Regions from separate parts of the Mus musculus genome. Here region 1 is linked to region 2. A link is a loop called in an ENCODE intact Hi-C map of the cell type or tissue named here. Cell type or tissue: left cerebral cortex. All regions are shown on one strand. Each heading gives the region's core, and the rest is flanking DNA. Links, peaks and the distances in the headings are about the cores only.

Region 1 (10,502 bases), core at 1,071-9,070, 210 kb after region 2:
TTCCATTGTCTTATGGTATGCTTTGAGAACTGGCTGACCATAAGCTCTTCCATGTTATATTCTGGGAACTGTCTGAACCCACAACATGGACTTTCCTCATGAGCATAGAAATAACTGCAAAATTCCTCTCATTGTGATCATCTGCTTATTTGCTATATAAAAATACTCCTGTGCTTTTAGTTTTAAATTTTTGTTGTTGTTGTTGTTGTTTTTTAACTGCTTGCAGGAGACTTCAAGTAGAATAAATTTTTTAACCTTGCATTGTCTTGGGGTTAGCTCCTAGTTTTGACATCATAACATGAACCATTCAGTTAGAAATCTGCTAATAACCTAGAAATTCTACCTATGATAAGCTGAAAATTTGCCTTACTCTGAACAGAGAAATAAATTTCTCTTCCCTTAATTACCAGAAAACTAGGGCATTTTAATTTTAACATATTCCTGATTTTTCTATGTCTGAAAGGATGAAGTCTCATCTGATTTGGACTAGTTTAGGAGGTGCATATTCAATAAGGTAAAGCTGTTTCCCAAATAAAACTTTTAGAGAAAATACCTTATTGACCATCTTATGTCTATGCACAATTGAGCATAAATGTGATTTATGTTAAGACATAGCATGAGAAGGATATGCATAGTGAGAAAAAGATTCACGTAACCCCTCTCATAACCAAACTCTGCCTCTTCCTGCACCACATAACACAAGCCCCAGACAATAACTGGGTTCTTTTGGGATGATCTGTGTAGTGAATACAAGTGCTGGCCTCCTAAACAATGGAGTGCATTGGAAGGGTTTTTAACAAAAATGAGGAATAAACGCAGGGACATTTGATTAGTCTTCTATGAAATTAAATTCGTCCAAGTTAAAGATTCTGAATTCATCTTTCCTAAATGAGTAGTCATGTTTTTATTTAATGAAGTGCTAAGAAGCAGGAGCTGTTTTCTTGAAATGACCTCATGTGGTCATATGAAATCCCTTTGCTGGAAGAGAAAAATAAACCAGCTGCCATTATCAGTCAACAAATACTGAGTTGAAAAACCTTTGTGAAAACTGATTCAGCGGTCACATCAGCAAACATATCTTGCCCAGCTCATGACTTGGGAAATTTAACTGGGTTTCTTTCTAAAAGTATTTGAGCTTTCTTTAAGTAAAAGCCTACGTCTGAAACACAACGAATACAAACGTATCTGTAAAATCACCAGGGTTTGATGGGGATTCTCTTTCTCTATGTTTTATTTATTAAAAAAATCCTGGAAATTCCTATATTAATTGCTAGGTTGTGCTGCATCTCATCTGTTGCACATGTGGAAAATGAGAGCCACGCAGCAATTCAGAGACTAAGTTTTCCCTCTGCTTCTGGGCAACTTATTTCACGCCCAGGTTCCCCACAGTCATGAAATAAGAACACGGCATTACCTGCATATTTTTTTGGGGGGGGGGTTATAGCAGTATTTGCTTGATTCCAGAGTTATCATTATTTATAATTTTACAGAAACCATATTTCTCTCAGGGTTAGATACATAACTTAGCAGCCTGTCTATAAGCATTTCATAAATATCTCTAAACCACTTAAGAAAATTCACAGTATATATCAATATAACAACCGGATTACCAGCTAGAGAAAAAGTAGGAATAGTTTTACAATGCTGCAGGACAGGAAGAGAAGAAACATAGAATGATTTTCCTTTGTAAATAGATAAGGCACTCTTAAAAATATGTGTAAATAATTAGAAGATGTCACAGTAGTTAGACTATTCCCTCCATATTTAGATATTTTGCCCAGAACCCTTTTTAACCTGCAGGAATTTCTTCTCAAGAATTCTGTTTTTCCAGCGAAGCTTTGCCAAGCCCACAGTTTCTGTTCACAAGCGTTATAAATACTTTTAATGTCAAGCTCTAATCCTGAGCAAGATGACAATTTTACATCTCTAATCATGAGTCAGACGGAGGCATTTCACACGCCTGTGAGGCAGCAGTGGGTGTCCAAGCTGTTTAGACCACTGATCCTTCAGCGTTTATCTTCTTATGGAAATTTTGAAAAGCATAAAAATGCCACAAAAGTTGACCTTTGTGTCTTGTGCTGTGATCCCTCACCTCGGATCTGACAATCATCCACGGGAAAGATGACGCTGTGAATTACCAGAGGCTTGAAAAAGATTCAAAACATGATGAGTCTCTAAACCCTTTTCCTGGTTTCATGATGAGAAAGACAAGAGGGCATGCTTCCAGGAGAATTTTCACAGTACCCCTAAAGTGTCAGTGCTTTAATTAGGACAATATTTCAAGTGTCACTGGATAAGATGACTAAATAAAGCTGGAGGATAAGCTGGTGGAGGTGAGAAAGTCCTTGAAGGCACTTTAAACTCTGCAGAGAATCCAGAGACATCTATTCCGCATCATAGGAGAGAACAACAGTTCACTGTGATTTACACCTCCAGCCCTCAGTGTAATCCAACGCTGGCTTGTTTGTCCTCATGAACGGAATTTGTTTTGTGTCCAATATTCCTGTTGGTGGTGCATGGTTTTTAATGCACAGTGGGATCTTTTCCTCACGATCATCTTTTAATTCTATATCTTACTTCGAATTTACGTCTAGCCCAAAGATGAGGAAGACATACACTGTCTGTTCCTCTGGAATATTTTCTCCATTTTATTCTCCCTGTTCCTCCAGCAGACCAAGTCTCACGTGATCTATGGGGACTCAGCTTAAATCATCTCCATAAAGTCTTTTCATGTGCTCTCTCTCTCTCTCTCTCTCTCTCTCTCTCTCTCTCTCACACACACACACACACACACACACACACACTCACACACACACACACTCACACACTTTTTCACATCCTACCTTTTGTCTACTGATGAGCTTCTACAAGGATGCTCTAAGCATCTAGTTTGATATTATTTAAAGCTTGGGCTCAGGAGTCAGGATCCCTTATCATTAGCAGTGCAGCCAGCTCTCTGACTTTCAGATGTTTACTAATGTCACTGTATTCACCTTTTTCATCTAATGGATAGACATGACGAGGGATGCTTTGTGGGTTTACCTGTGTGACAGTCTCTTGGTGCAAAGGAACAACTTGAGTGGTGCTTTGCTGAGTGAATAGGAGTGAATGGTTTTTCTGTTGGACCCATTGTTATTTTCCTTGAAGACAGAGATATTTTTTTTGGTCTGGTCCATTGCAGAGCCAGAGAAAATGTTTAACGAGCAAACATTTTTTTTTCTACTCTTACTCAGCAGCAATGAAGATCATTTTATTAATTTTTGAGGGAGTCATTTTAAATTAAAAAGAAAACAGAATCCCCAAAGCAAAACCCTTTCCTCTGCTTTTAGTAAACATGGTAATAAAATGGATATCTTCACAGAAGGAAGATGCCCCAGTTAAATAACTACATCTTGAGTTAAACTCAATTCAAGGAAAGCCTTGAAAGATTTTGTAAAAAAAAAAAAAAAAAAAAAAAAAAAAGTACTGCATTGGCTGAGGTCTGGTTTCTGGGCTCTTGCAATGAGATATTGATTTGATTTTAATGGCTAGTGCTTTCTAAAGGACCACAAATAGTCACAATAAACTATATAGATAATTTGCTCAACAATTTGCATTCTTTTCTATTTGGGTTCTGCTGCATAAATCAGTGGTCTCTTGTTATTGTGATAGACTGCTGTCAGTAATAGGCAAACTTATTATAGAAGCTGTTTCTAAGCTAATGCTTCTTCTCCTAGTTTAGATGTGGACATAGAGACATATATGTTTGGGGACATGTTTGTTTCCCAACAAAAGAAAAACAAAAGGTAAATAAGATTTTCTTTAGGCTTGTTATTTATTATTATTTATTATTATTATTTATTATTTGAAGTTATGATTCTATTAAGCCTCCTTTATATCCACCTGGCTTCAAAAGGCATGGTAGTGATAAAATTTACTGTCACTTCTATTTACAAAATGCTTTGCAATTTGCAAAGTGCTTCACTGGTAGGCAACAGCCAATTCATTTATCCTGGCACATTTCAGTGTGTTCAAGTCCAGCCAACGAGATTCCCTGATGATTGTTTTGGATTTATTTAGACTACATCTCTCCAATGTGACATGGTCAGACTGTAAAGTAAGTTATTGAGAAGGCTCTCCGATTCAACATGACAGGGAGTTGCTCTATTTTGAGATATCCACAGAAAAAGAGCCTCTACCACCCTCATCTAAGGGCTAATTGTGACTCTTGAGCAGTTTAAACAAACATAATGTATTTTTTGGACTGATTTGGTGATTTTTCATGAATCAACTGAAATAATTATTGTATATAATTTTATTAAAATCCAGCAACAAACATCACAGTATTCACATTAGGTATCCATACTATTTGGACTCTATTACTTTGAATTTATAGTTGCCCTCTTATATTTAGATTCCACTAGAAACCACTTCAAGTTGGTTTTTATTTTTTAATAAGGAAGGGTATATATTATTTATTTTCACATATAATATTGCCTTTGATTCTTATATAACGACCATGAAGAAGTTTCATTACTAACCAAATTTTAACTACTCATATTTCTATTTTCCTGCAAGTGGTTAGGCACTTTATGAAAAGCTTGAGGCTAAGAGATAACTGTGTTTGGGATTCTGTGTTCTGTAGCTCTGGCTCCTGCTTTGTATAATCGATCCCAAATGCAGGCTTATGCAAGCAGGCATCCTGGAGCCTATGCCAGGACGTCTCTCCAGCACTGATTAATTTCTGTGCCTAAAAGCCATGTGTTCATTGTGGATGATAAGCTTGTTGCACAAACACAAGTTTGCCACACTGAGTAAGTCTGGCATTACTTCTGTACAAATCCCAGTGACTGAGGAAATTTGCCAAAAGGAAGGAAAAATTCCTCCCAATTTAGGCAGAATCAAATGTGTGTGGAAATCTGTAGAATTTTACATACTAAAAAGAGAAAACATATGTTTATAAAGCTGGTTGGAAATGTATTTAACTCAATATGTCGCACCATGAAAACCCAGATTCGAGCCTTTGGGAGTGGCATAGACAAGCCCAGAATAGAAGGTACACACTAACATACAGGTAACCACTAAACTGCAAAAAGTCAAGGTGTGTCAACATACTCTTCTATTAATCCTGTCCAAAATCCTCACACAGAGAGAAATAATGGTTTTGTTAAGTGATGTATCTACATGGGATTTCCCCTGTGTCTGTAATTATGGAAGCCTGAGAATTTCAAGATCAATGTCTTCCGATAGAAAAAAGACAAAGAAAAAGGAAATAAGAGAAAACAAAGCAAAATCTCAAGTATGAGAAGTCCAGGAACATTCCATCAGTTAAGCAATTACCTAGAGAATGGTTTTACTTTTGATCTTCCTGTTCTGCTTTCTCTTGTTCTTCTTATAGTCAGTTCCTCCCCCTCCCTATACCCTCCCCTCCCCTCCCCTCTCCTCTCCTCTCCTCTCCTCTCCTCTCCTCTCCTCTCCTCTCCTCTCCTCTCCTCTCTTCTCTTCTCTTCTCTTCTCTTCTCTCTCCTTCATTTTCTCTTATTATTATTTTTTTTGGTATGGAACAAAGTTCATTTTTTTTCTCCCAAAAGTGCTATATCCAGGCTTTTGGAAGCAGGTGAAGTGAAGCCATGCATCTTTGGCCCAATTAGAAACACAGTGTTTGCCTCTGGAAAGGAATCTGGGATCCATTCCTGGGTTCTCCCACCTGGTGTAGAAATTTTCTTGGCAATATCTCTAACAGATGGCCATGGAGCCTCTGCTGGGAAACCCAGTCTGGGAAACTTCGCACATACCCACTACCACCACCACTACTGTGAGTGAGGAGGTGTGCTTTACCCTACATATATTGCTATGAAGCTCTTTTTTTGTGTCCTTGCTCTTTGGAGCATCAAAGGACAGATACGTCCTTTTCCACTACATAGTTCTGAAAACAAGCAGAAGAGACTTCCCAAGATTCCTACTGTGACCCAACGTCAGACTCATGTGCTGTCTACTCCCTATGCCGAATGTCTTCTGGGAGCTTCTGCTGCCTAGTTATTGTCCTCCCAGAAACAAGTTGTTCCTGATTTGCCTAGAATTCAGTTTACAGATGGCAACTGGTTAGTTCATGCAGTAGCGAAACAATCCTTTCCTGTACTGAGTTTAAGCAACATTTCTCTTAGTCTGACCCAAGATTGAACTGCAGTCCACCAGCTCCAGAAGCATTACTTATGAGAATCATATTCACAGAACCCTCTCAACTATTTAAAAAATTGACTATTTTTATTCCATTATAGTTAATTATTGCCTATTACTTAATGGGAGAATCACATAGTAAAATTGATAGCAATGATAAACAGAAGTATATGTAACTAGAAATGCTTCATGCCTTTGGTCCTAGCACTTAGAAGACATAAGTAGAAGATTGATGCTTCGAAAGTAGCCTGGTCTACTCAGGGACTTTCAGGCATCTATAGAGACAGCAAGGTTCTGCATCTCTGGGATGATGGTAACCTAATTGTGGTGGGTGATCTTGATGTATTTACATGTACTTTATTGAGTAATTTTGCATCTCTGTTTATCGTGGGGATTGGCCTATCACTTTATTTTTTGTTGAAGTTTTTTTTTTTCCTAGTTTAGATATTAGTGTAATGTTGGCTGCATAAAAAATTATTTGGAAGCATTCCTTCGTTTTGTATTTTATAGAATAATTTGGGAGTCAATAGTTTTAACTCTTCATGAAATTCTGCCATGAGTCCATGTGGGATGACTGAGTTCTTTTGAGGTAGGATGTTCTTTATTACTGCTTCAATGTCATTGTTTCTGACAGATCTGGTTTATCACGCCGACTGGCTCCTAAGAACAGCGGGACTCTCACTTGCACCATCAGTATCACACTGTTGAGGGTCACTCTGTGAAAAAAGTCCTTTCTACTCTACATCGCAGGCTTTTGGTAGTTTCCTTTGCTACCTCCTGAGAATCTAGGGAAAAGGTTTTGGCTCTAGGAGCCTGTTATGGTTTGAATATGAAATGTATCCTATGAGCTCATATGTTGAGCTCTTGATCCAAGCTAATAGCACTGTTTTAATTTGTCTGAAAACACTTGAAAAGTGGCACTTAGTTGAAGAAAGTGGGTTAGTGGAGGCTCTATATCTTTCCTTCATCCCTTACAGTAATCTCTTCCCTCTGTTTCATGATAAATATAAATTGAGACTCTCCTTTTCCTCCTTGTATTATAATGTTCTACTGAAGTTCATAGGAATTTGGGATCATGGAATAAACCCTTTAAAACTGTGAGCCAAATAGCTGTGGTCTCCTTTCATTTGTTTCTGTTCAGCATTACAATACAGCTATTAACTAATACAATCATTCCTAAAATAATATTTTTTTCTTTTCTTTTCTTTTCTTTTCTTTTCTTTTCTTTTCTTTTCTTTTCTTTTCTTTTCTTTTCTTTTCTTTTCTTTCTTTCTTTCTTTCTTTCTTTCTTTCTTTCTTTCTTTCTTTCTTTCTTTCTTTCTTTTTTTTTTTTTGAGACAGGGTTTCTCTGTGTAGCCCTGGCTGTCCTAGAACTCATTCTGTAGACCAGGCTGGCCTCGAACTCAGAAAGCCACCTGCCTCTGCCTCCCAAGTGCTGGAATTAAAGGCGTATGCCACCACTGCCGGCAATAATGTTTTTCTGAATATACTTTTATCCTCTTTTCTTAGACCCTCAAAATGGGTCTGCTGGTCTCTCTATCTGGAGTAGGTTGAAGAAAGTATGATTCTCATCTGCTGCTTGGAATTTTAGCTGCTAGAACTAGACATGTAGGTATAAGGTCAGATAAGGAACAGTAACAACAATGGGAAAAAGAACATTTACAAAGAACGCTCCTCATTTCCTTCCCAGTTTTCACCATCACCATGACCCTCACTGCTTCATGGGTAACTTTAACCACATACGTAATTGGATAGATATTTATTGTGAGCATTCATATAGAGATATGATTTATGGTCTGATCTAATTAATACAAATATTAATACTGATATATCTACTCCCAAACTGTCTTTGCTGTCAGAAGTAGCTTTATTTTCTATTTTAAATCCTCTTACATGAAAGTACATACTTTAATAAGAGCAATAATGATTAATTTTATTATTTGAACATGAGAACGATGGAGCATAAGACCAAAAGTAGCGATGGAAAGAGAATGAATATAAATTCGACGCTATGCTTATTAATATACTGGAATCTGGCTTATATCAATGACTGATTTTTTAAATTGTTTATTGAGAAATGAAAACGATGCAAATTATTTGATTGATTAGGCTTAGATAATGCTAAATTGATGTAGAATACAATAAAGCAGGGAACAAAACTGGATAAAGAAAATTTTAAAATGAGGGCACATTCTTTGAAAAGGATAACTATACTTAGCAAAATCCAATGAGAGCACTGTAGATTTTAGACAGCTAAGCTACTTGTAAGTGGATGCTTAGGTCTGGTGTTTAGGCAAGTTGGATGAACAGAATCAAGCAAAAATGACTTGAAAGATGAAAACCAGTCTTTTTTTTTCCTGGCAATAAATTGATATTTTTAAAAGAATCTCATAACCAATGAGGAAGCATTTTGTAAAAATTACATTTGAATGTTCAGTGTTTCATTTGTTTTTTTTTCTTAAACTCATTGTCACCATTTTCTTTTATCTTCTTTTTAAAATTCAAAAGGAAATATGAAGACTTTAATGTTTTAAAATATCAACAATAAGTATACATATTTATTGAAAATACAGTTTTCCTACAATATGTTCTGATCATAATTTCCCCTCCTCCAACTCCTCCCAGATCCTTCCTACCTCCCCACCCTCTCAACTCCATATCCTTTCTTTTTTTTTTGAGTTTGCATATATATCATTTTTATTAGACATTTCTTCATTTACATTTCAAATGCTATAGGAGGAACAACAATATGAACTAACCAATACCCCCAGAGCTCATGTCTCTAGCTGCATATGTAGCATAGGATGGCCTAGTCGGCCATCAATGGGAAGAGAGGCCCTTGGTCTTGTGAAGATCATATGCTCCAGTACAGGGAATGCCAGGGCCAGGAAGCAGGAGTGGGTGGGTTGGGGAGCAGGGCGGGGGGAGTGTATAGGGGACTTTTGGAGAGGAAACCAAGAAAACCAGTCTTTTGATGTGATTGGTTAAAATTCAGGCAGAGGTTATGGATCATTCAAGAGACATTTCCTAAGAAAATATGGAGATGGTGGAAGAAGGGTCTCAAAACACTACATTAAAAAAAAGTATTTTAATTATTATTATTATTTTATTTTAGTGTTAGTGTGTGTGTGTGTGTGTGTGTGTGTGTGTGTGTGTGTGTATGGTGTGCAGACTACATCTGTAGATCTTACTCAGTTACTCTTCACCAATTCCTATGTGTGCGTGACATGGTCTCTCTGTGATTTTAGAGCTCATCATTTCAACTTGGCTAGCTCTCCCTTGAGCTCCAAATACCACTTCTGTCTTAGTTGGGCTTTCTATTGTAAAGATACACCATGACTATAGCAACTCTTATGAAGAAAAACATTTAAGTGGGCTGGCTTACAGTTTCAGAGGTTTGGTTTCTTATTGTCATGGCAGGAAGCATGGCGGCATGCAATCAGACCTGTTGCTGGAGAGGTAACAGCAGGAAGAGACAGTGAGCCACCAGGCCTGGCTTGAGCTTCTGAAACCTTAAAGCCCACCCCCAGCGACACACTTTGTCCAATAATGACACACCTACTCCAACAAAGCCACACTTCCAACAATACTGCTTTATTCTCTATGAGTCTACAGGGGCCATTTTCATTCAGACTGGCACACCATCTATGGCTGTCCCCAGGCACTGGGGTTACAAACTTGTGCCACTTTGCTGAGCTTCTACACTAGTGTTAAGGGATCTGACCTGAGTTCATCAAGCTTTTCCAGTACTTGACTGACTAACTAACCCATCTCTACAAGTCAAAACACTTTCCTTTGGATTTATAATGTAAAATTAAATCATTGGCCAATGTGACAGAACTCTCTGCCACTCAGGGATAAAGATGAGAGGAACTTATCTCTGGCATCAAGTGGGGGTGGGTATTTCTCTCTCTCAATAGAAAGAAGACATATTGTGGGGTTTTGTTGAGGTTTCTCATATTCTCACATGGGAGGAGAGTCTTTTCCAGGCAGACTTCACCAGAACCCCAGAGAAGTCTCACTGTCCTTCAGAAAATAAAATATCCTTGAATAATTTCTATGCATGAAGGAGAGGCAACACCTGCACTCCAAAGCCCTTTTCCTGTGCTTACAGTTTTGCACTGTCTTGGCCCACACTCAGCATCTTTGATGGGCACATGGAGACAGATTTCCCATGTTACATCCCTCAGGAAACAACCACATACCTGCTGTCTTGTCGAGATGCTGACTTTTCCCACCAAGATTTCTGATCCATGCCTGCCGAAGGTGGTAAATTTCCATTAGAATGAATAATTATCTTTAGCCAAGAATACCCTGCAAAGTTGAAATAAATTTACTCTTTGAGT
Region 2 (10,502 bases), core at 1,202-9,201:
AGCCATAACCAAATGTCTCCAGTTTGTATTTCTTTGCCTGATTCCCCTAAACATGTTTGGGTACATGGATAAAGATTAATGACTTAAAGAACATCAAAATTCAGTATACATTATAACCTTGCCTGTTTTCATTACCTTGCAAAACTGCCATTAGTATGTAAAATCCAGTTTACTTGGGCATGACATTTTCTGCCATCCATGGAGAGGCAGAGGAAATTGTGTAAAAACTCCCAAATTAAAAGAAACAACCAACCAAAAACCCCAATTACCTCCATGATAAGTTACCACTGTCCCCATTAGGAGATTTCACCTAAGATTCCTGTGAAATGGGAACAATGACGGTCATCTTCATACAGGTCATGGTGTGTGCTAAATGATGAATACATGGGAAAATTCTGCAAACTTACAGGATTCCGAGGAACAGCATCGTTGCCACGCTTGATCATCTAACACAGCAGTTAGTCCCCACCTTCCTAATGCTAAATCCCTTAAATACAGCTCCTTATGTTGTGGGGACCCCCAATCATAACAATTATTTTCCTTGTTACTTCAATCTGCCAGTTATGAATCATAATGTAAACATCTGACACTTCTGATGTTCTTAGGCGAGCCATGTGAAAGAGTTGTTTGAATCCCCCAAAGGGGTCATAACCCACCAGTTGAGAAACACTGATAGGAGAAGACTGTAAGGATTGGAAGTCAAAGTAAGAGGTACTTTTGTGGACACATCTTCTTTAGGGATGTCTAATTCCCCACAGTTATGAAATATCAAATCCCAACACTTAATGGAAAGTTAAAAGCTGCTAGTCTCACCTGTCAGAGAAAAAAATGAAGGTCCAGAGCCATTGCTCTTTTACCTAAAGTCAGAACATGTTCCACAGCAGAGCAAGGAGACTTGGCTGCTCATTTTTGACCCTCTTCCTGTGTCTGCATTCCTTCCAACTGACAACCATTTGTTTGACTCAGTAAGTAGTGATCTTGAGAAGTGATATTGATGCTCAGGCTGCTCTATGGGCGGGGTCATGGTAGAAGCATGCCGTGGTGAAGGAGGAATCGGGCAGGAGGCAGTGTTCAGAGGCCACAGAGAAGTGTCACTGGCTTTGATAGAAACAGCACACTAGGCTCTATAAAGACATATGTGTATTAGGAAGGACCAGATTTTAGATGCTGTTTTCCAAGTACATTATATCCTGATGCTATGGAAGTTCAGATTCACAAATGGAAGCCTGACGATATACCAACCACTTTTTGCATTTTTATCCTTTTAGGCTGCTGTCTCCATGTTTTCTACATATGCCAAATTTGCCTCTCTACATATGATTTGCATTAAGTCAATCTGGAGCTTGGAGTGTTCCCATGTCTTTGTGTTATCAATAGCAAAGGCAGTTTCAATACCCACCGCAAAATAGACTTCATGATACTCCCAACCCCTCTGCTTGAGGCTATCCTGTCTCCTTATGTTTATCCTAAGGTTTGGTGGCTTTTCCTTTTAACTGATGGAGCAGTCTTTTGATTTAAAGTCAAAATCATGTGTTAGTAATGTGTCATCTTTTGGCAGGCAGGGCCTGTCACTCTGGGTGAGTCAGTCGTGGGACATAACGGACACCCTTGATAACTGTGCTGCTTAGAGACTTTTTGTTTTGTTTTTGTTTTGATTTGTCAGCTTGACTGAATAATTTTGGAAGAGGACATTTCAATTGAGAAACTGCCCCCATCAGACTGGCCAATGGCAATTCTGTAGAGCACTTTATCAATTAATAATTGATAAGGGAGGGTTGAGCCCACTACAGTCTTTGATACCATTCCTCCATGGCCTCTGGTCCATGGCCAAGCATTCCTCTGCTTCGGTTCCTGCCTCCAGGTTCCTGCCTTGAGTTCCTGTATGGTTTTCCTAAGGGAAGAGCTATGATATACTCACTGAAACAAATCCTTTCCTCTTCCAAGCTGGCTTTGGTCATCATTTTATCACAGTAACAGAGAACTAAACTACAGTTACATTCTTCCTTGTTGACTGTCAATTCACTAGCTCTCAATGTTAGACACTAAAATCTAGTTTTTGAAATAAGTAAATAAAAGTGAATAGTTCAAGTGAAGCTGCTACTTGTCAACATCCTAGAACACGGTTTTGTTGCTGCAGTTGTTGAAAGGGAATGTATGTCCTTAAAATGAATCAACTTCAAAAACAGAATGAATGAAAAAACACCAACACTTAGCACATGCAATGTGACATGAGTGTTGGCTTAGGCCTGCCAGCTGGAACTGAGAAATGATTCAGAATTAGCAACTGGTCCGTTGAAGAGGTGGCTGCATAGGACATTTTTCAAAAGTCATTAAGCTGTGAAGTTAAAATAGATTCATTTGAATCTTAAAGGACATGTTACTTCATAATGTATATATATTTTTCTTTACACACAGTCTCTACTTAATGCAGTGTTTGGCCCAGAATTTAATGTGATAATTAAAACAAACAAACAAACAAACCCACAACTCTCTATTGTAGTTAACTATGTACAATCAAATGAACCTATTTTAACTTTACAGCTTGATGACATTTTGAAAAATGTCCTACATAGCCACCACATTGACAGACTCTTTGCTATTCTGATTGTTTCTCCTGACTTCCAACTGTCAAGGCCAAGCAAACACTGATGTCTCTTTTAGCCACATAGATTGAAATTTCTTTTTGTAGAATATCAGATATTAGAGTCACAGTGCATGTGCTAAGTGTTGAAATTCTTCTCATTCATTATGCTTTTAAAATTAATTCACTTTGTTGCATTGCTAGCTGTTGTTTATTGTGGAATAATATTCAATAGCTGTACGACATTTTAATGATACATCATCTGCCTCTTGTTTTGAGCTATGATGAATAAAGATGCTATGGACATTTATGCACAAATCTTTCTGTATGACATATTTTTCTCTTGAGCGGCTACCTAACAATGAAAAGTCTAATGTTAAAGCCTGACTATATGCTAGATTCATACTTAATTTATAAGAAGCTGCCATACTGTCTCTCAGAGTGGTTGTGTTGTTTTTTTAGGGTTGGCAGTCTTTAAATGGTAGTTCTTTGCTGGTAAGTGCAGTTAAAAGCTCATTAGAGTTTTAGTTTGCATTTCTGAGATGGATCAAATATAATTAGATATTTTTCAGGTACTTATGGGCATTTATCTATTCTCCCTTAAGGTTGTCCAAATCATTTGCCCAGTTTTCAGAGCATTGATTGTCTCCTCCTTCCTCTTCTTCCTCCTCTTCTTCCTCCCCCTCCTCCCCCTCCTCCTCTCCCCCTTCCTCCTTCTCTCCCCTTCTTCTTCTTCTTTTGGTTTTTCAAGACAAGGTTTCTCTGTATAGCCCTGGCTGTCCTGGAACTCACTCTGTAGAACAGGCTGGCCTCGAACTCAGAAATCCTCCTGCCTCTACGTCCCGAGTGCTGGGATTAAAGGCATGCGCCACCACGCCCGGCAACTGACTTCTGATTATGAGATATTGAGAGTTTTATGAGATATTTAAGAAAATCCCAGGTTATAATTTTGTCACACATATATTCTGGGAACATTTATTTATACTTCCAGAATTACTTTGTTGTTTTTCTTGGTTACTTTTAAAAAAGATTTATTTATTTGTATTTAATATGTAAGGGTGTTTTGCCTGTATGTATGTCCATGTACCAGATGCACTGGTGACACCTACAGATGTAAGAAGGCATCTGATGCTCTGACATTGGAGTTACAAATGGTGGTGAGCCATTATATAGCATACACATAATCCTGCACTATGTAACACCACTGATCTGTGTTTTCCCCTGTAACTTGGATTTTGCTGTGTAGTCATGACAGGTAACCAAAGGCGATGGCAGTAGCATTAGTTGTTTTGGAGACTTCTGGGGCCTTTCTGACTATAACGCTCAGGCCTTGAATGAAGTGCGAAAGTACAAAGTGGTGCACCCAGAATGTTTTCTGCTTTCTGCAGACCATAAAATGTAGTGACAGTGGCCTCACATTCCTGGTGACACACACTGAGCTGTTTGGTCCTTCCTTCACCACCATGATGGACTAAAATCTCCCAACCATAGGCCAAATAAACTTCTCACTTAAGTTGCTCTTGCCAGGTACTTGGCCATGCTGATGAGATAAGCATTTGAATTTGACATGAAATCAAACTTTGCTATACAGTTTTATACGGTTTATAAATTGCCTACATTGACACGATGATATGGACTTTAGCTGTCACAGCCATGTTCATGGGATTGTTCTTCTGTGGATTTTGTTGTTTTATGATGTGGGATCTGGGGCTTGGAGAGATGACTCAGCTGGAAAAGTGCCTTTCTCAAGAGCACAAGGACACAAGCTTGAACCCCTAGAGCCCACACTGAGGCTGGGGTGGTGGTGGTGCAGTCCTGTAAGCCCAGCATGGGGTAAGCTGAGAAAGGTGAATCTGTGAAGCTCATTGGCCAGAGAGCCTGGGTGAACTGATAAGCTTCAGGTTTGTTGAGAGAGAACTTGTTTCTAAAACTAAAGGTGGAACATAGTCAAGGACAAAGCCCCAGCAGTGTCCATGGACCTTCACAGGAAAGCATAGCTGTACATTACGTGTTCATATGTCCACACTGACAAGAACACACAATAAGGACAACACACACGCACATTCACACACACACACACACACACACACACACACACACACACACACTGGGTATTTTGGACCTGATGTTTTCTGTCTGTTTGAGTGATACCCCTGATGACACTTGTTCTTCTGTGTTGCTTTGACAGTCTGGAAGCTATTGTCTACAGTTTTCTGTAAGGAAGGACCAAAAGGCTTGGGGGGCGCTATCTCAAGCTACTTAGATTAATCAGCGACTGACTGGTATGATTTTAATATGTGAAACATATAGGCTAAATTTTTCTTAAGTAGTTAATTCCAGATATTTTTCACAGGGTGAAAGTCTAAGGAATACAATCTGCTTATTTGGTCACTTAGCCTGATAGACAATGCTGGCAAAGAGAAGAGGCAGGATTCAAAAAGCAACTAACCACACAATATATTTCGTTAGACATGTTCCTGGGACTGCCTTCGAGTTGTGGTAGCTTGATGAATTTCCTTTGCATTCCAGGGAGATGGGTTAAGCGGAGAGTGGTAACTGAGAATCCAAACACCTCGGTCAAGCGGAATGTCCAGGAAATCTGCTGCCTCCTGGTATCTGTCACTGAGGGATTGGTGGCCTCGTTTTCCAAACAACTGTAAGCCATAACAGTTTCCCTGGTTTCAAATCACCTCCCATTAATTGCATGTTAGCCTGGTAATGTGTGTACCAGGGGTCATTCATTTCACCTGCAGAGGCTGAGCAAGGCAGAGAAGCCAGTAATGTTGGGAGCTTTGAAGAGCAAGAGCTTTTGGAGTTAGTTTCTCCCAGCAGGAGGGCAGGAGGAGAAATTTAGTCATGGAAGAATCACAGAACCTCCTACTGGGGACTCTGGGTATATTCTTGCTCTCCTGTGCTGAGTCTGCACCCCAGCTGAGGGACCCTGTGAAACCAGTCAGAGTTTGTCGTTTCTCAGTGGCACCTGTGCCATTTGGAGTAAAGTTCAGTTGCTTACAGTGGAAGTAGCCTCCCATGAGCTGAGCCTTCTGCTAACTCTCCAGCTGGGCTAGTTGGCACCCTTTTTGCTTGGAAGCTCTTCTTGGTTTTTACATGACCACTTTCCTCCATATTTTTAGGTCACCACTCAAAATTTAATCTCTGAAATTTATGTCTCCCAACAGCATATGTTTTCAAGCCGCTAACCACATTATTTTGTCCCTGATTTTAATTTGTTAATGGAGAACATACATACGTTTTCTGCACATCAATATTTTAACATTTTTCTTCAGGGTTCTATCCAGTCAAATACTTAAGTGCTTACCAACAATAGACAAGTGAGAGAAATAAATAGAAATCTGGAATCAATATTCCTATGACTTGTGAACTTGAAGTAGGGCATCTCAGGAGGCGCTAATAGTGTTTTATTTAAGCGTTAGCGAAAATACTCTGTTGACTTAAAGTGCAACGTATTGACTTGTTATAGATTTGTACTTATGAAAAGAAATACTCTTTTTGTGTTTTCCATGTTTTCAAAATACCATGGAAAATAATGTCACCAGTGCTTCTCAGTCTTGACCCTATTTAGATTTTGGGAGAACTAATTTGTGTGTGAGTGAGTATTGTCCATATGTTAAGGCAGGCTCACATGTGTGCATACCCACACCCATGCATGTGTGTATGTATATGTGTGCATGAGGTTAGAAGACGATATCACTTGAGCTTACTGATTTGGGTAAACTAGCTAATCAATGTTTTCCAAGAAGCCCCTGATCCTGCTTCCCAAGTGCTGGGATTACAGGCTTACAAATAGACCACCAAGCATGCCTAAGTTGTTTTGTGAGTCCTAGGGATTCAAACTCCAGCCCTATACTTACATAGAAAGCACTGTATTCACTGAGCCATAGAGAGGTGTCTATAGGATGTTTAAGTAGCATTCTATTCACCAGAGGACTGACGGGATATGTCCTATCTTCCCTCAAGTGGTGATAACTGAAAACGACTCCAGACATTACCAACTGTCTCCTAGAGGATAAAACTGCTCTCACTTGAGAACCACAGATGTAATTAATTTTTACATATACCTTTTTAATCAAAATGTTATATGTTGAAGCAGCAAATGAGATAGAACTGACATCATGAGACTCTCATGCTTGCTTTACCAACACCAGAAACAAGCACCATAATTAATCTGGCATGGTCTACTGAACTGACAGTAGGAATATGCTAAAGATGAAGATAAAATTAAGGGGCAAAAAGGAAAGTCTTTCTGTCATCTTCTTAGCTCACTGTGGAACTGTAGGAAATGGTGAACTTTTCTCACAGTAAAGAAAGCTTATGAGTAGTTCATGATGTACACAGGTGACACCAGATGAACACTCACATGGACTGTTTCATGGCAAAGATGAACTTTCAAACAGGGATGTGCATAGCCTGGGAGTTGGTCTTGAGGAAGGCATGTGCAATTTGTGTGTGGAAAGGTGGTTTAGCAGAAGAGACTGTAAAGAATACAGATCAGGTGTAAATGTGAATTTCTGTCCATTTTTTCGTTGGAGGGCGGGGTGGGGGGAGGGGCAGAAACGAAGATTAGTGGACTAAAAGCTCTACTCCTGCAGGGTCACCTTTGTCCCTCGATTACTCTTGGACATTGGTACAGGTAACAGCCAATAGAAGACTCCTAGTCCTTAAAACCACTTGCCATAACCAATGGCTGTAATTTTAGGAAAGGAGTGGTCTTAAGATGTGAGGGCTTAAAACACCCTACGGAATCCATAGGATCTGTAAGTTGAGTTGAAGAGATGTATCTTTGGTGAGAAATTGGAGCCAGTTTTATAATTTGACCGTGTTTGGGCAAATTGGGGTTTTACTCCATCTTTTCTGGTCAGTTTCTATGTGTGACTCAAAACTGTCACTTTGCTCTCCTTGGTTAAAGGAGAGGAAGGTCTCAGGAAGCCAGGAAGCCCACTCTAATTCTTACAAACCCCAGAGCTTGAGCCACACTGATTACCCCCCTGTGTTCTTTGCCAAGAGCATGCCACAAAATATGTGACCCGAAGGCATCGAAGAAGCCAAGAATGGAAAAATTCCCTAAAGGAAAGTGACATTTAATTGGGAAATTTCAGAGATCTGTCACTCCTAGTGACAACCCAGAAAAAACTGCTTTGCAGCTTTGTGACTGGAGGTGAGCTGCAACTGTCAGCTGAAGTTAGCAGGGACTCCCTGCAGGGAGGCCTTTAGGGGCGGAGAGCAAGGGACAGCTGCCTTTGCACATGGCTCCCCCAATCTCGAATAGAATATCGTGTGTGTGTGTGTGTGTGTGTGTGTGTGTGTGTGTGTGTGTGTGTGTGTGTGTGTGTTTAAAGCTGTACCAAAACTGTAGTTTAAAATGCTGTCAATTTTCCAATTAAGATATCCAGCTTGATAAGCCGAGCTATGGACCCATGGGAGGGGGAGAAAAACATGGTTCTTGGGAGTTTGTACAAAAAATATGGTGCTGGGTGGGTGCTAAGAACAAACGGTCTTATAACCCATGGTCTTTCTACACAGATCCGTTTGGGGAAAGACTGCCCCCAGAGTAGCCTGCTTTTCATAAGCTTCCCAATCAGATTTCGGGGGCAAAGCACTCCCCTCCTCCCTCGCACAGCCTGCTTCTTCTCTCTGCCCTCTCTCGTCCCTCCCATTCTCTATTTCCCTCCCCGGCAGGGTGTAGTTGAGTGAAGGCAGGATCAGGTTCCCCGCCTACCCGTCCAAATATCCCGCCAAGGAAGCCCCAGAGCACAAGAAAACCCAAAGTGGAGAGAGGGGAAGAAAGAAAGCACTGAGTCATCCATCCAGAAGGGGGGAGAGCAGAGCGCAGCCGCCCAGGCAGGAGCATCAGCCAGCGATACCTGGAGTCTGCAGAAACCTCGCCCGCACTTTGCAACAAAGGCAGCCAGCTAGTCAGCGAGGACCTCTGCAAGCCAAAGTAAGTGCAAGATACCCTGTGGTTTTCTCCAAAGGGTCTCTGGTGCAGTGTGCCTACCCCCCAAAGCCACTTTTCTGGTAGCCTGCAGTACGTGGAGGGGGTTGGAGCAGGAGAGAGGCTGCCTGGAGTCCGCTAAATAGGACTGCTTTTAAAAACGGACTTGCTCCAGAAGGCAAAACAGCCGAAAGGAAATTTTGGGGGGAATGAGCTAAGTAACCTAGCATGTGCTTGGATGGGAAGAAGGAAAGCAGCTTTTGGGCTGTGGAGAGTGCATGGGGACCGAATTCCTGCTACCTGCCAGAGCATGCAAAGCGCGGGAGAGGGCACATTTGTGCTCTTTGTAAAACCTGGAGCTTTGGTGGGTGTGTCTGGCCCAGTAGGCATGAGAGAGAAGAAAGGGTGTATCAGTAGACAGGTCTCATTTCCTACCTCCACTTCTCAGGTTGCCCTAGAGCTTGCCAACTGCCAATTGCTGCCCGCTCTAGGTGTGGTACATGCCTGGCAGCCTGCCCCTCCTGTGTCTGCTGATGGAGAAACATCTCCGCCAGAGCAGCCTGCACTCCCTAGCCTGCCCACGAGCCCAGAAACGCTTCTAGAAACAGTTCAGTCCAAAGTTTCAAAGGCACACTTTGGAGTCTACCTTTGCTTGGTTGGGATGCCAACTGGCATAGAAGCACTTACGTTTTCAGTTGTATCCAAATAAGCCAGGGTTGTGGTAAAGACGAGTTTGGCAGACACCCGGAATTTCTGAGGTGATATTCCAGTTGTTTCCATAATATATTTTGAGAAGAAAAGTCACTTCTTTTGTGCATAAAACATAACCTTTCCTCTCTTCTAAAATATGTGTGTGTGCATGCGCACACACACATGCACACACACACGCACACACACACACACACACACACACTTCTATGGGATCTGATGTGGCATATAAATACAAGAGCACACATGTAACTCACATACAGATTGCTAACTAGTTCTTGTCTCCTTAGTAATAAGGACTTTGGAGCTGTAGGAGCAGAGCGAGACTTCAGAAGTAGAGTGGGTGCCTCACAGAAGGAATGCACACTTCAGGGGAGAACAAAGTAACAGAGTTCTAGTGGGTCAGCATCTTTCCTCTTGAAACTACCAGGCATAGTTTAAAAAGTGTGTGTGTGTGTGTGTGTGTGTGTGTGTGTGTGTGTGTGTGTGTGTGTGGTGTGTGTGTGTTGGAAGGAAGGGCCTGGGAGGCACTTCAGGAACTACCAAAGAAAAGCTTTTGAACTAACAACATAATGGAGCAATTTCACGATCCCAGGCAAACGTGGAGCTGATGAAACGGTCCAGCCCATTTGGGCCCTTTGATCATCTGGGAATGAATTGTTCTGTGAGAATATTAAAAGGTAATGAGAGCGAAACAAAAGAGAAGTCAGCCAACACAGCACAGAAGGCTGGTGTTTGCCAGACTCATTATGTCCCTTTTAAAGTAAATTATGTGCCTTCAAGGCCAAGTCATTAGAAACACTTATAGTCCAGTTAAATTCAAGGGAAACTCAGGTGCCCTCCCACTCCTCTTTGGGCCCTGTGTAATTTCAGACCACCAATAGTGGTTGTTTCTTATCAAAATGAAATCATTTTATTTTAAAACCCCAATACCATGCTTTTGAACTGTAAGGAACTTTTAAAAATTCTCTCATCAGAATTAAAGTCTTTTGAAGAAGGTAATCTTTCTCCTGCTGCTCATAGACCCAGGTCTTCCTCACTGAGTGGACTGCTTGTATGTGCAATGCTTTTCCCACACCCCACACCAGCTGTGTGTAAACTGTAGCCCCTTTAGAGTGTGGATTCAAGTGTTTGTCTGAGGCACAAACACTTATATTCTCAGGGGTAGAGCTGTGGGCGAGACAGACCTACTGTTAACATGATGTTTTAGTCATCTGATCCCTAAATTATATCCCATAGGGGATGAGAATAGAATATATT

The links. A loop is a pair of places that touch in the nucleus more often than their neighbours do. Peaks named below come from ENCODE experiments on the same cell type or tissue, not always from the same donor. Only the 100,000 strongest peaks of a DNase experiment are listed, where the experiment ranks them.
Region 1: it touches region 2 in a loop (3-fold over the local background); 2 of 42 quality-filtered maps call a loop at or near these places.

The regions. Positions count from the first base shown.
Region 1 is chr6:36,600,256-36,610,757 of GRCm38, reverse strand. No RefSeq gene overlaps it. Among named protein-coding and RNA genes, the nearest start is that of Mir490, 180 kb to the right of the region's middle. In left cerebral cortex, for the core only: no CTCF peak of the experiment used is centred there; DNase peaks (open chromatin) are centred at 1,967, 2,204, 4,794 and 5,751; H3K27ac peaks cover 912 bases.
Region 2 is chr6:36,807,932-36,818,433 of GRCm38, reverse strand. It overlaps Ptn (pleiotrophin), which reads left to right and starts at 8,255. Exons shown (of 5, transcript NM_008973.3): 1 at 8,255-8,540. In left cerebral cortex, for the core only: CTCF peaks have their summits at 5,469, 8,355 and 9,099; DNase peaks (open chromatin) are centred at 2,241, 7,816, 8,314 and 8,954; H3K4me3 peaks cover 1,258 bases; H3K27ac peaks cover 2,613 bases.